Regions from separate parts of the Homo sapiens genome. Here regions 2 and 3 are each linked to region 1. A link is a contact called in ENCODE Hi-C or POLR2A ChIA-PET data. All regions are on one chromosome and are shown on one strand. Each heading gives the region's core, a stretch centred on a gene start or an enhancer-like site at or near the end of the contact. The rest is flanking DNA. Distances are from core to core; before and after follow the strand shown.

Region 1 (3,725 bases), core at 486-2,985:
GGAAAACTCGCAGCAGAGGGGCATTGTTCTGTGAGGGTCTGAGTTTCCCATCTCTTCCAAAGTAGGAAATTTTGTCCTAAAATGTTTCCTCAGATTTTCTCATGTCTATGCCACAGAGTAGTCAGCAATTATGTATGACATAATGAGGACACACCAGGGACCAGGCAGTCCTGCCAGCATCCTAGGCAGGGATGCTAATAGGTGCTGCCATTTTATTGGCCTAGACTGGGACTGTGGGGTCAGAGAGACCAGAGCTCCAGTGGCTGGACTTGGTTGTTCTAGAACCCGTGCCCCAAGCCTGATCCTGTCCTGCCTCTGTGAGCACTCTGATGGAACAGCAGCCCAGCTTTGCTTCCTTGTAGCACTCATCACTACACTTGGTACAGCTTCCATCTACTTATTCAGCTCTTGTCTTACAGCTCCTAGAAAGTAAGTAAGCAGCAGGAGAACACGGGTTTTGCTTTGTGCATTCTCACGGTAAATAGACAGTGAGCAAATACTTTGCGAGGCTGAGGCAGGTGGATCACCCGAGGTCAGCAGTTCAAGACCAGCCTGGCCAACATGGTGAAGCCTGGTCTCTACTAAAAATACAAAAATTAGCTGGGCGTGGTGGCGCATGCCTGTAATCCCAGCTACTCAGGAGGCTGAGGCAGGAGAATCACTTGAACCCGGGGGCGGAGGTTGCAGTGAGCTGAGATCGCGCCACTGCACTCCAGCCTGGGTGACAGAGTGAGACTCTGCCTGCAACAAAACAAACAAAAAAAGAAACAAGCAGATGTGGCCTGGGAGTAGGCCTAGCAGTGGTCTGAATAGCATTAAAATTCCTAGGATTTACCACCTCAGTAACTTTACCAAATGCTTCTAGAATCAGGAAAAGAGGGAAACAACCATTTCTTAAGCTCCTCCTTTGTAGTAGGCACACCATAGCTATCAACACTATTCAATCTCGCCAGCAACCCCATAAGGCAGGTGTTGTAATTTTTTAAAACTGTGAGTAAATGGAGGTTCAGAACAAGTCACACTAGTGTCAGGTGACCTTGGCAAAAGAATCCCAGGACTGGCTGGCCATCAAGCCCAAGTTAGGCTGGCCTCTCAGGTCCTGTTTCAAAAGGTGAGAAGATAAAAAGGCAAGACTAGGAACATCTTACCTTTCACTTCTGCGAGAAATTATTGCCCCTGGATTCCAGCTAATTTGTTCACAAAAGTACCCTACTTCATTTACAGATAACAGGTCAGAGAACCTGGGTGCCCTCAAAACCCAGCCAGGGCCTAGGGGGCGGCGAGTGGAAGCTGCCTGGGTGTGTACCGCACCGATCTGGGCCCCGGTGGCTGCACAGCTTCCCTGAGCCTCAGTTTCCCTACCTGTGAGACTGGTACAGCAGATCTCACCCTAAAGAGCTGTGGGAGGGTTCGAAGAAGAAAAGTATTAACCACAGCGCCTGCTCCCTGCAGGCACATGGCGGGCCCATCTCCACCTCCCTGAACCCCCACAGCAAGCCCCGCGGGAGAGTATCACCCCCGCCAGGGAAGAGGCAACAAGAATGCAGAGCCCGGCCCGGGCGCTCTCCCGAGCTCGCGGGTCCTCCGCCGGCCAACGTTCAGGAAACAAGCCAGAAAAATGCGTGCGCTTCCCGCCTTTCTGAGCCGCCGGGCGAGGGTCCCGCAGCCCGCCGCTCACCCACAGCCGCACCGCGGATCCAGCTCCGGTCCTTGTTCCCGGGGCGGCTACCGACAACCCCTATTTCCGGGTCCAGCCGCTTCTGGCGTCCCCGCGTCCGGTGTGCCAGCGTCTGCCCTCCGGCTCCGGCGGGTCGGCGTTCTTAGGTTCCGTGGCTCGCGGATTCCGGGAGCACCCCAGGGAGTGGCACTTGCACGCCGCGGACCGCAGGGATCCCCAAGCCCTGCACCCAGATTCTTCCCCGCCACGGAGAGACAATCATGACAATTATCATTACAATGATTATGAAAACTGGCATGAAAACATTTATGCTGTTAATAATTAAAATAATAAAAATGTACCGATGTGTGTATAGCAGGCTTCTTTTCGATGCTGTAAAAAAATCTGTGGAATGAATGAATGATCTGTGTAAAATATATTTGGAAGATGAATTCTAAAATTAAGTTATTTATTTATTTATTTATTTATTTATTTTGAGACAGAGTTTTACTCTTGTCGCCCAGGCTGGAGTGCAGTGGTGTGATCTCGGCTCACTGAAACCTCCGCCTCCCAGGTTCAAGCAATTCGCCTGCCTCAGCCTCCTAAATAGCTGGGATTACAGGCGTGCGCCACCACGCCCAGCTAATTTATATGTGTATGTATATATATGTGTGTGTATACATATATATATATATTTTTTTTTTTTTTTTTGAGGCGGAGTCTCACTCTGTTGCCCAGGCTGAAGTGCAGTGGCGCAATCTCGGCTCACTGCAACCTCCGCCTCCCGGGTTCAAGCGATGATCTCGCCTCAGCCTCCCAAGTAGCTGGGACTATAGGCGCTTGCCACCACGCGGGCTAATTTTTTGTATTTTTTTAGTAGAGACGGGGCTTCACCGTGTTAGCCAGGATGGTCTCGATCTCCTGACCTCGTGATCCGCCCGCCTTGGCCTCCCAAAGATTTCTATATTTTTAGTAGAGACGGGGGTTTCACCGTGTTAACCAGGCTAGTCTTGAACTCCTGACCTTAGGTGGTCCGCCTCCCTCGGCCTCCCAAAATGCTGGGATTACAGGTGTGACTCTTCACGCTCGGCCAACTAATTTATTTGTTAGAGCATTAGGATTATGGAAGGTTTAAAATACGTTTTATGATCTTATTTTAAATAACATACACACATTGCCCTTGTTCCTTGTAGATTTTCCCAACCTGCTGTTTTTTTTTTTTTTTTTTTAAAGACAGGGTTTCACTCTGTCACCCAGGCTGGAGCGCAGTAGCGAGATCACAGCTCACTGCAGCCTCGATCTCCTGGCGTCAGGCGATGCTCTCACCTCAGCCTCCCCAGTAGCTGGGACCACAGGTGCCAGCCACCAAGCCCAGCCAATTAATTTTTTTTTTTTTGGTAGAGATGGGGTCTAGGGGGAGGGTCTCACTATGTTGCCCAGATTGGTCTCAAACTCCTGGCCTCAAGTGATCCTCCTGCCTCGGCCTCCCAAAGTGCTGGGATTACAGGGGTGAGCCACTGTCCCGGGCCCCAACCTGCCTTTATTGGAATGATCTGTGTAAAGTATATCTGGAAGATGAATTCTAAAATTAAGTTATTTATTTATCTAATTTATTTTGATAAATAATAAGTAGTCTGGATAGAGGCTCTGGAAAAAGAAAAGTTCTATAGGCAAATTAAGGTTTGGAAATGTCACAAATTATGAGTCACGGTGAGACTTCACTTTCAAAGCAGAACTCCTGATTCCAAACCCACACCTTGGTAGGTTCTTCGTCTCCAAAATGGCAACTCCATCTTCCTGGTTGCTCAGGGACAGAGCCTGGGAGCATCCTGGACCACCCACAAATCCTGCCATTACTGTCTTTACAATACAGATGCTCCTCAACTTCAGATGGAACTACATCCACATAAACCCATCTTAAGTTGAAAATATTGTGACTCGAAAGTACGTTTTTGACTTATGGTATTTTCAACTTACTATGGGCTTACCCAGATGTAGCCCCATCATGAGTCAAGAAGCGTGCAGAATGCATACTGGTTTTGTAGTTGAAAAATCCTGTAGGTGGAAA
Region 2 (3,892 bases), core at 115-2,614, 320 kb before region 1:
AACCTCTGCCTCCCCAGTTCAAGCTACTGTCTCGGCCTCCCAAGTAGCTGGAATTACAGGTGTGTGCCACCACACCAGGCTAATTTTTTGTATTTTTAGTAGAGATGGGGTTTTGCCATGTTGGCCAGGTTAGTCTTGAACTCCTGACCTCAAGTGATCCGCCTGCCTCAGCCTCTCAAAGTGCTGGGATTGGCCGGGCGTGGTGGCTCACGCCTGTAATCCCGGAACTTTGGAAGGCCAAGGCAGGCGAATCAGGAGGTCAGGAGATCGAGACCATCCTGGCTAACATGGTGAAACCCCGTCTCTACTAAACACACACACACACACACACACACACACACACACAAAGTGCTGGGATTACAGGCGTGAGCCACCACGCCCATCCAGACATGTTACATTTCAGATCAGTGGTTACCCAAGTGGAGATCAGGAACCTGGAGTGCTGGTGACTTAGTACTGGGAGTCATGGGATACAAATGGCATTTAAAATTAGGAGCCTAGGCAAGATTACCCTGGGCCTGAGTGTAGCTAGGGGCCCAAGGTACTGATCTGACCCAAGGGAAGGGTCTGGCAGAAGAGACGGAAGGGATCAGGTAGGGCTTTGGACCTCTAGGCTTGATGGCCACCTGCTGCTGGGCCTCCGAGGGGCCTGGAGGCGGTGGGGACCGAATATGCAGAGAGAATGAGAAGTGAGCGAGTAGAACGAGAGTGGTACATGGCTTTGAAGGCATCTGCCACGGAGGCGGGAAGGGATGGGGTGGAGGCTCATGAGACTTGAAGCTCTAGGAGGACGTTGAAAAAGACCTGAGCGCTGGCCGGGCGCGAAGCCTCAGGCCTGTAATCCCAGCACTTTGGGAGGCCAAGGCGGGAGGACTGCTTGAGCTCAAGAGCTCCAGACCAGCCTGGGCAACATTGTAAGAGCCTGTCTCTACAAAAAATTAACAAATTAGCCGGGTGTGGTGGTGCGTGCCCGTAGCTACTCGGGAGGCTGAGGTGGGAGAATCGCTTGAGCCTGGGAGGTCGAGGCAGTAGTGAGCTGTGATTGTGCCACTGCACTCCAACCTGGGCGACAGAGCGAGACCCTGTCTCGAAAATAAATAAATAAGACCTGAGAACCCAGTATGGGAATGGCCCTGAGCCGTGGCTAGGGGGGTAGACAAGGCGGTCCAGACAGACCCCTCAAGAAGATGGGGCTTCGAGGCTGAGGGAGCTCGGCCCCGAAAAGACGCCTGCGGGAGATGGCACACCTAGCTAGGACCCCATACTGGGCAGGCGATCCTTCCGAGCATGAGCACCTGGCGCTAGCGAACCACAATTCCCAGCACGCCAGGCGCCCGTTTCCGGGGCGCGCCGCGGAACCCGGAAGTGGTCACGGAACTCGGCTGCGGCTCCATGGTCTGAGTTGTCAGCCGTTGTTTTTTCGTGCTCGCTAGTCGCCGCCGCCGCTCCGCCATGGGGAAGCGACAGCACCAAAAGGACAAAATGTAAGTTGAGCCGCAGTCGGGAGCGGCGCTCCACTCTGCCTCAGTGAACCGCCTGTCCCGCACTGCGCGCCGCTCGCCTTCCCTCTCAGCTACTCCCCAGAGCACAGCCCAAAGGTCACTTCCTCCCGGAAGCTGCCGCCCTGTCTCCAGTCAGGGTAATGACCCTCGGGCCGCCGCGCTCTCCCGGGGCCGCGGCTCCGATGACGTCAGCTGCGGGCTCGAGCGCAGCCCGGTTTTCCTTACTCTGGTTCTGCCCGGACCGTCCCCCGTCTGTTCGCGAGTTTCGCCCTTGAATGAGTAGTCTCTACCTCTTCCGTACTTCACGTCTCGCTGTGTTCTGGTTCATGCCTATCAGCCTGCAAACGTGCTGCAGAGCCTTCTAATTTAAAGCAAACCAGGTCGGGCGCAGTGGCTCACCTGTAATCACAGCACTTTGGGAGGCCGAGGCGGGCGGATCACCTGAGGTCAGGAGTTCAAGACCAGCCTGGCTAATACGGTGAAACCCCGTCTCTACTAAAAATACAAAAATTAGCGGGGCGTGGTGACGGGCGCCTGTAATCCTAGCTATTTGGGAGGCTGAGGCAGGGGAATCGCTTGAACCCGGGAGGCGGAGGTTGCGGTGAGCCGAGATCGTGTCACTGCACTCCAGCCTGGGCGACAGAGCGAGACGCTGTCTCAAAAATAATAAATAAAATTTAAAAATCCACCCGTGCCCCGTGCCCCACGTCCCACGTTCCCCTCCCGCTGCCGCCGTGTTGTTTCTCTTAAGAACAAGTGAGAGACTAGTGGCTTCATGCTGTTTTCTGAGTCTCTTGAAACCACTCAAGTCAGAATTTCGACCCCAGAACTGTTGGGCTTCTCAACAGTATGTCACACCGTTGACCACTCCCTCTTTCTGAAGCCCTCCTTTGGTATCTGGGATTTCACCTGCTCTTTGTTTTCTCTCGACTTCAGCGGCCTCTCTTTTCAGGTTCCCAGCGACTTCTTGTTGCTAAATATAGTATTCAATCCTCAGTCCTCATTTTTTTTTTTTTTTTTTTTTGAGACGCAGTTTCGCTCTTGTTGCCCAAGCTAGAGTGCAATGGTGAGATCTTGGCTCACCGCAACCTCCGCTTCCCGGCTTCAAGAGATTTTCCTGCCTCAGCCTCCCGAGTAGCTGGGATTACAGGCATACGCCACCATGCCCAGCTAATTTTGTATTTTTAGTAGAGAAGGGGTTTCTCCATGTTGGTCAGGCTGGTCTCGAACTCCTGACCTCAGGTGATCCACCTGCCTCGGCCTCCCAAAGTCCTGGGATTACAGGCGTGAGCCACCGCGTCTGGGCAGCCTCAGTCCTCATTTTGTTGGGCTTCTCAACAGTATGTCCCACTGTTGACCACTCCCTCCTTCTGAAGCCCTTCTTTGGTATCTGGGATTTCACATGCTCTTTGTTTTCCATCGACTTCAGCGGTCTTTCTTTTCCCAGTCTCCTTTCTGGACCCTCCTCCCTTCTCTCAGATCTCATACGTTTCTTTTCCATAAACATTCTCTGTGGGTGATATAATTTCCCAGTCATCTATAAGCTGCTTTCCCCAGTCTTGTGTAGTTAGTGGCTTACTTAATATCTCCACTGGAGGACTGAAAGACATCTCAAATTTTTTTTTTTTTTTTTTTTTTTTTTTTGAGATGGAGTCTTGCTCTGTCGCCCAGGCTGGAGTGCAATGGTGCCGTCTTGGCTCACTGCAACCTCTACTTCCCACATTCAAGCAATTCTCCCACCTCAGCCTCCCCAGTAGCTGGGATTATAGGTGCCTGCCACCATGCCCATGCTAATTTTTGTATTTTTAGTAGAGACAGGTTTTCACTATGTTGGTCAGGCCGGTCTCGAACTCCTGACGTCGAGTGATCGACCTACCTCTGCCTCCCAAAGTGCTGGGATTACAGGCGTGAGCCACCGTGCCGGGCCAGACATCTCGAATTTAATATGCCTTAAACAGAACTCTTGATTTTCAGCTCTTGAGCCTGCTCCTCCCTGTAAACTAAAAATAAAACCCTAAGTCCCCCCACTGGCTAAGCAGACACCCTTGTGGCCAAGAGAACCCCAGGAAAACCTTAAAACTGAGTTCCTGGCCATGATGGGATAGAGATCAGCTGTGCCTTGTTATATCCCCCTCCCTTTTGTGGCTTAGACACAACAACTGACCAGCATTAATGTTGAAATAGAGATCATAAGGGGCCAGGCACGGTGGCTCACACCTGTAATCCCAGCACTTTGGGAGGCTGAGGCGGGTGGATCACCAGGTCAGGAGATCGAGACCATCCTGGCTAACACGGTGAAACCCCATCTCTACTAAAAATACACAAAAAAATCAGCTGGGCGTGGTGGCAGGCGCCTGTAGTACCAGCTACTCGGGAGGCTGAGGCAGGAG
Region 3 (3,674 bases), core at 346-2,845, 420 kb before region 1:
CCCACCACCACACCTGGCTAATTTTTGTATTTTTAGTAGAGACGGAGTTTCACCATGTTGGTCAGGGTGGTCTCAAACTCCTGACCTCAAGTGATCCACCCCCCTCAGCCTCCCAAAGTGCTGGGATTACAGGCATCAGCCACTGTGCCAAGCCCCAAAGTACTCTTTAAAACATGCGTCTCAGCCCAGGTGTGGTGGCTCATGCCTGTAATCCCACCACTTTGGGAGGTTGCGGCGGGAGGACTGCTTGAGCTCAGGAGTTTGAGACCAGCCTGGGCAAGACAGTGAGACTTCATTTCTACAAAAAATAAAAAAAAACTTAGGAGGGTGTGGTGGAACGTGCCTGTAGTCCCAGTTAATTGGGAGGCGAAGCAGGAGGATCCCTTGAGCCTAGGAGGTCGAGGCGGCAGTGAGCTGTTATCGTGCCACTGTACTCCAGCCTGGGTGACAGATCAAGACTCTGTCTCAAAAAAAAAAAAAATCATCTGACCATGGAGTCAATACTCATATCTATCAAAGACCTCTCACAGCACATGGAATAGAAACCAACTCCTCCCCTTTCTACAAGACCCTCCATGGTCTGTCCCCTGCCTCCCTCCCACCCTATAATCCTTTTACTCCATTCTGGACACTGAGACAGCCTCATGGTCTTCGCCAGTGCTGCTTCCTCTGCTTGAAACATTCTCCTCCAGTCCTCCCAGCTGTTCCTTCCCATTTTCCAGGTCCCAGCATTGGCTTTGGAGCCAGCAGCCCACCTGTGACAGGAGCCTGGCTCTGCTCCTAGCTGGCCGTGTGACCTTGGGCAAGTCACTGGCTTCTTCTGTGCTTCTGTTTATTGTGAAATGAGGATGTTAATGCTAACGTATCCCAGAGGATGGTTTCAAGGGTTAAAGAAAATAAAGCACTAGAGAGAGGTCTGGCACTTAGTAGGGCCATTTCCTCAATTTGGCTTCCTTGACCTCTCAAAGTATGTCCCCACAGTCACTTTCCTATCACCCAGTTTTCTTCACAGAGCTTGGCAGTGTGAAGTAACCTTGGTTATTCAACTTTTTTTTTTTCCCCCAAGACGGAGTCTTCCTCTGTCACCCAGGCTGGAGTGTAGTGGCAAGATCTCGGCTCACTGCAACCTCTGCCTCCCGGGTTCAAGCGATTCTCCTGCCTCAGCCTCCTGAGTAGCAGAGATTACAGGCGCCCGCCACCACGCCTGGCTAATTTTTTGTATTTTTAGTAGAGACCGAGTTTCACCACGTTGGCCAGGCTGGTCTCGAACTCGTGACCGCGTGATCCACCCGCCTCGGTCTCCCAAAGTGCTGGGATTACAGGCGTGAGCCCCCGCGCCTGGTCAACTATTTTATGCAATCAGTATTTATTATGCTCCTACTATGTGCCAGGCACTGGTTGTAACTGCCATCTGATTGGACGATCCGTAAACGCTGAGGCCCAGTCTGTGCGGTTCACTTGCGTTCCTCCACGCGCCCCCCAGCACAGTGGGAAGCACACAGTAGGTGCTCCGCTCTGCTCCTGTGCCCCGCCCCGCGGCCCCTCCCCCGCTCCAGGAAGTGCGGGGGCTCCAGCCGCCCGGCCGGCCGCGATGCATTCTGGGGAAGGAGCAGCACCAAATCCAAGATGGCGGCCAGCAGGAGGCTGATGAAGGTAAAAGCCATTCTCTGGCAGCGGCCGGGCGTGGGGCGGCGTCCTAGGCTCCGGATCCCCGAGGCAGGCGGCGGCTTCTCAGGGCGCTGCCGTCTGGCTTCCTGCCCTACACGGCCTCGTCGGTTCCCTGGGCCGCGCGCAGGCTCAAGGTGCTAACGGGGCTGGCCTAGGCCGCAGCCTGGGCGGGAGCGCAAGGCCGCGCTGGGAGCCGCTGTCGGCCCCTCAGCCCGGCCCGGGGCGTTCACGCCACTCTCCGCCCGGAGCTTGGCCGCGTCCCCCTGTCGCGGAGGCCGCGGTCCGATCTGAGGGCGTCGTTAATGTGAGAGCCCGGTTGGGAGGCTCCAAACCGGGCGCCTTCGGGGAAGGCCCGAGCGCCGGAGCCCCTGCCCGGAGCCCGCGCCGCGGAACCGCCCCGCCCTGGGCCGCAGCGCGCCGGGCTTGCAGCTCCGCTTGGCCCGGCCGCAGCTCGGGAGTCTGGGAGGTTCGGGCTAGGAAAGAGAGAAGGAGGCCAGGCGGCCAAAGTTAGGTCAGTTTGTTGGTGGGTCGTTTGGAATTGCGCTGGGTCCTAGCAAACTGTCGCCTTGTGACTGCAGAGTCACACAGCGGGTAAGTTCCAACTCCAGGAAGGCCTGAGGTCGGCCCCGATCGCGGCGCGGTTCTGCTTCCCTCTCCTCCACTCAGTCATCCCGATCTCCCCTCCCTGATAAAGTGCCATTTTTGGGGGGATAACGGTTGATTTCAGTCGTTCGAATCAAAACGGGCCAAAGTTTATAATAATAATTTGGTACTTTGGATCTTGAATGCAGCAGGGTGCTTTCTCGCTAATTGGCACCTTTTGGTGAGGAACACATGCTAAATTGGCTTAGTACTTTTGCCAGTGGATTTGCCAAGGTCCTCTGTAGCCCACCCCGCCAGCATCTGTGAGTCGGCGGCTGGGTAGTGCTGCCGGCCTGCAACGGGCCGGAAATTAAAAAAAGGCCCAGGAGCCAGTTTCCTGAGGGGAGATAAAGAGCTGGGGTTCGTTCTAGGCGGAGCAGTGCTTGGTAGAGCTAGACATTGAACTTGGAGCCACAGTCTCTGAGCATTCCCTCCGTCCCTGGGAACGTTTCCTTTCTTTTGTTCCCTAAGGGCTAGAGAGGACATTAACTTTATAAAACTGGAGTGGAAGTGGGCACAAAAGAACAGTCAGAGGACTTCAGACCTCTCCTCATCTCTTAAGCTAGTGACACCACCATTCACCAGATAAGGGGTCGGTTAATGGCTTTCTTTCCTACCCTACTCCCAGGTGCAGTCGTCCATTAACCCTTGTGGATTTAAATTTAGAAAGATTTCTGGAGTGCAGGCCGGGCGCGATGGCTCACGCCTGTAATCCCAGCACTCCTGGGAGGCCGAGGCGGGCGGATCACTTGAGGTCAGGAGTTCAAGACCAGCCTGGCCAACATGGTGAAACCCTGTCTCTACTAAAAATATAAAAATTAGCTGGGCGTGGTTGCATTTGCCTGTAATCTCAGCTACCCGGGAGGCTGAGGTGGAAGAGTCGCTTGAACCCGGCAGGTGGAGGTTGCAGTGAGCCAAGTTTGCACCACTGCACTCCAGCCAGGGCGACAGAGTGAGACTCCATGTCAAAAAAAAAAAAAAAAAAAAGATTTCTGGAGTGCATGCCTTGCTTTCTAATGTTACTGAAATTACTCTGAATCTATATCCTCATCTCTCAGGTGCCCTCCCAAGTGCTCTCCTCCCCAGACTACCCCTGACGGACACCAGAGTTCTTTTAAAGCAGATAACTCAATTCTTTCACTCCTGTTAAAAACCTCTATGGTGTTATTGTCCTCAGCAGTTAATCCTAACCTCTTACTTGGCATGCAGGACCTTTCTGAGACTGGCTGAAAGCAATCCCTTGAGCCTCACCTCCTGCCCTTTGGTTTCCCACAGTTCTTGCACCTAATCACAGTAGCTACTATTTTTCCAGCTTTTACTTCGTGCTTTATATGCATGATCATGTTTAATCCTTCCTGTGAAGT

What was found. A loop is a pair of places that touch in the nucleus more often than their neighbours do. ChIA-PET counts read pairs that join two places held with the same protein, here RNA polymerase II (POLR2A). Pooled maps may share reads with other maps.
Region 2: a loop to region 1 is called in a pooled map, with 6 times the contacts of the local background. The contact joins the promoter of PPIL2 here to the promoter of TOP3B in region 1. A Hi-C loop is called at or near these places in 7 of 50 pooled maps. POLR2A ChIA-PET finds 5 or more read pairs at or near these places in 6 of 52 experiments (HEK293, K562, activated B cell and 3 more).
Region 3: a loop to region 1 is called in a pooled map, with 5 times the contacts of the local background. The contact joins the promoter of UBE2L3 here to the promoter of TOP3B in region 1. A Hi-C loop is called at or near these places in 2 of 50 pooled maps. POLR2A ChIA-PET finds 5 or more read pairs at or near these places in 2 of 52 experiments (T-cell and activated CD8-positive, alpha-beta memory T cell).

The regions. Positions count from the first base shown.
Region 1 is chr22:21,981,052-21,984,776 of GRCh38, forward strand. It overlaps TOP3B (DNA topoisomerase III beta), which reads right to left and starts at 1,736. Exons shown (of 18, transcript NM_001282112.2): 1 at 1,679-1,736. RefSeq lists enhancers at 1,137-2,123, 1,621-1,915.
Region 2 is chr22:21,664,648-21,668,539 of GRCh38, forward strand. PPIL2 (peptidylprolyl isomerase like 2) reads left to right here and starts at 1,365. Exons shown (of 20, transcript NM_014337.4): 1 at 1,365-1,484. The coding sequence starts at 1,453. RefSeq lists enhancers at 1,297-2,207, 1,442-1,681, 1,752-1,801.
Region 3 is chr22:21,566,119-21,569,792 of GRCh38, forward strand. UBE2L3 (ubiquitin conjugating enzyme E2 L3) reads left to right here and starts at 1,596. Exons shown (of 4, transcript NM_003347.4): 1 at 1,596-1,653. The coding sequence starts at 1,627. RefSeq lists silencers at 590-777, 1,420-1,659, 1,910-2,049.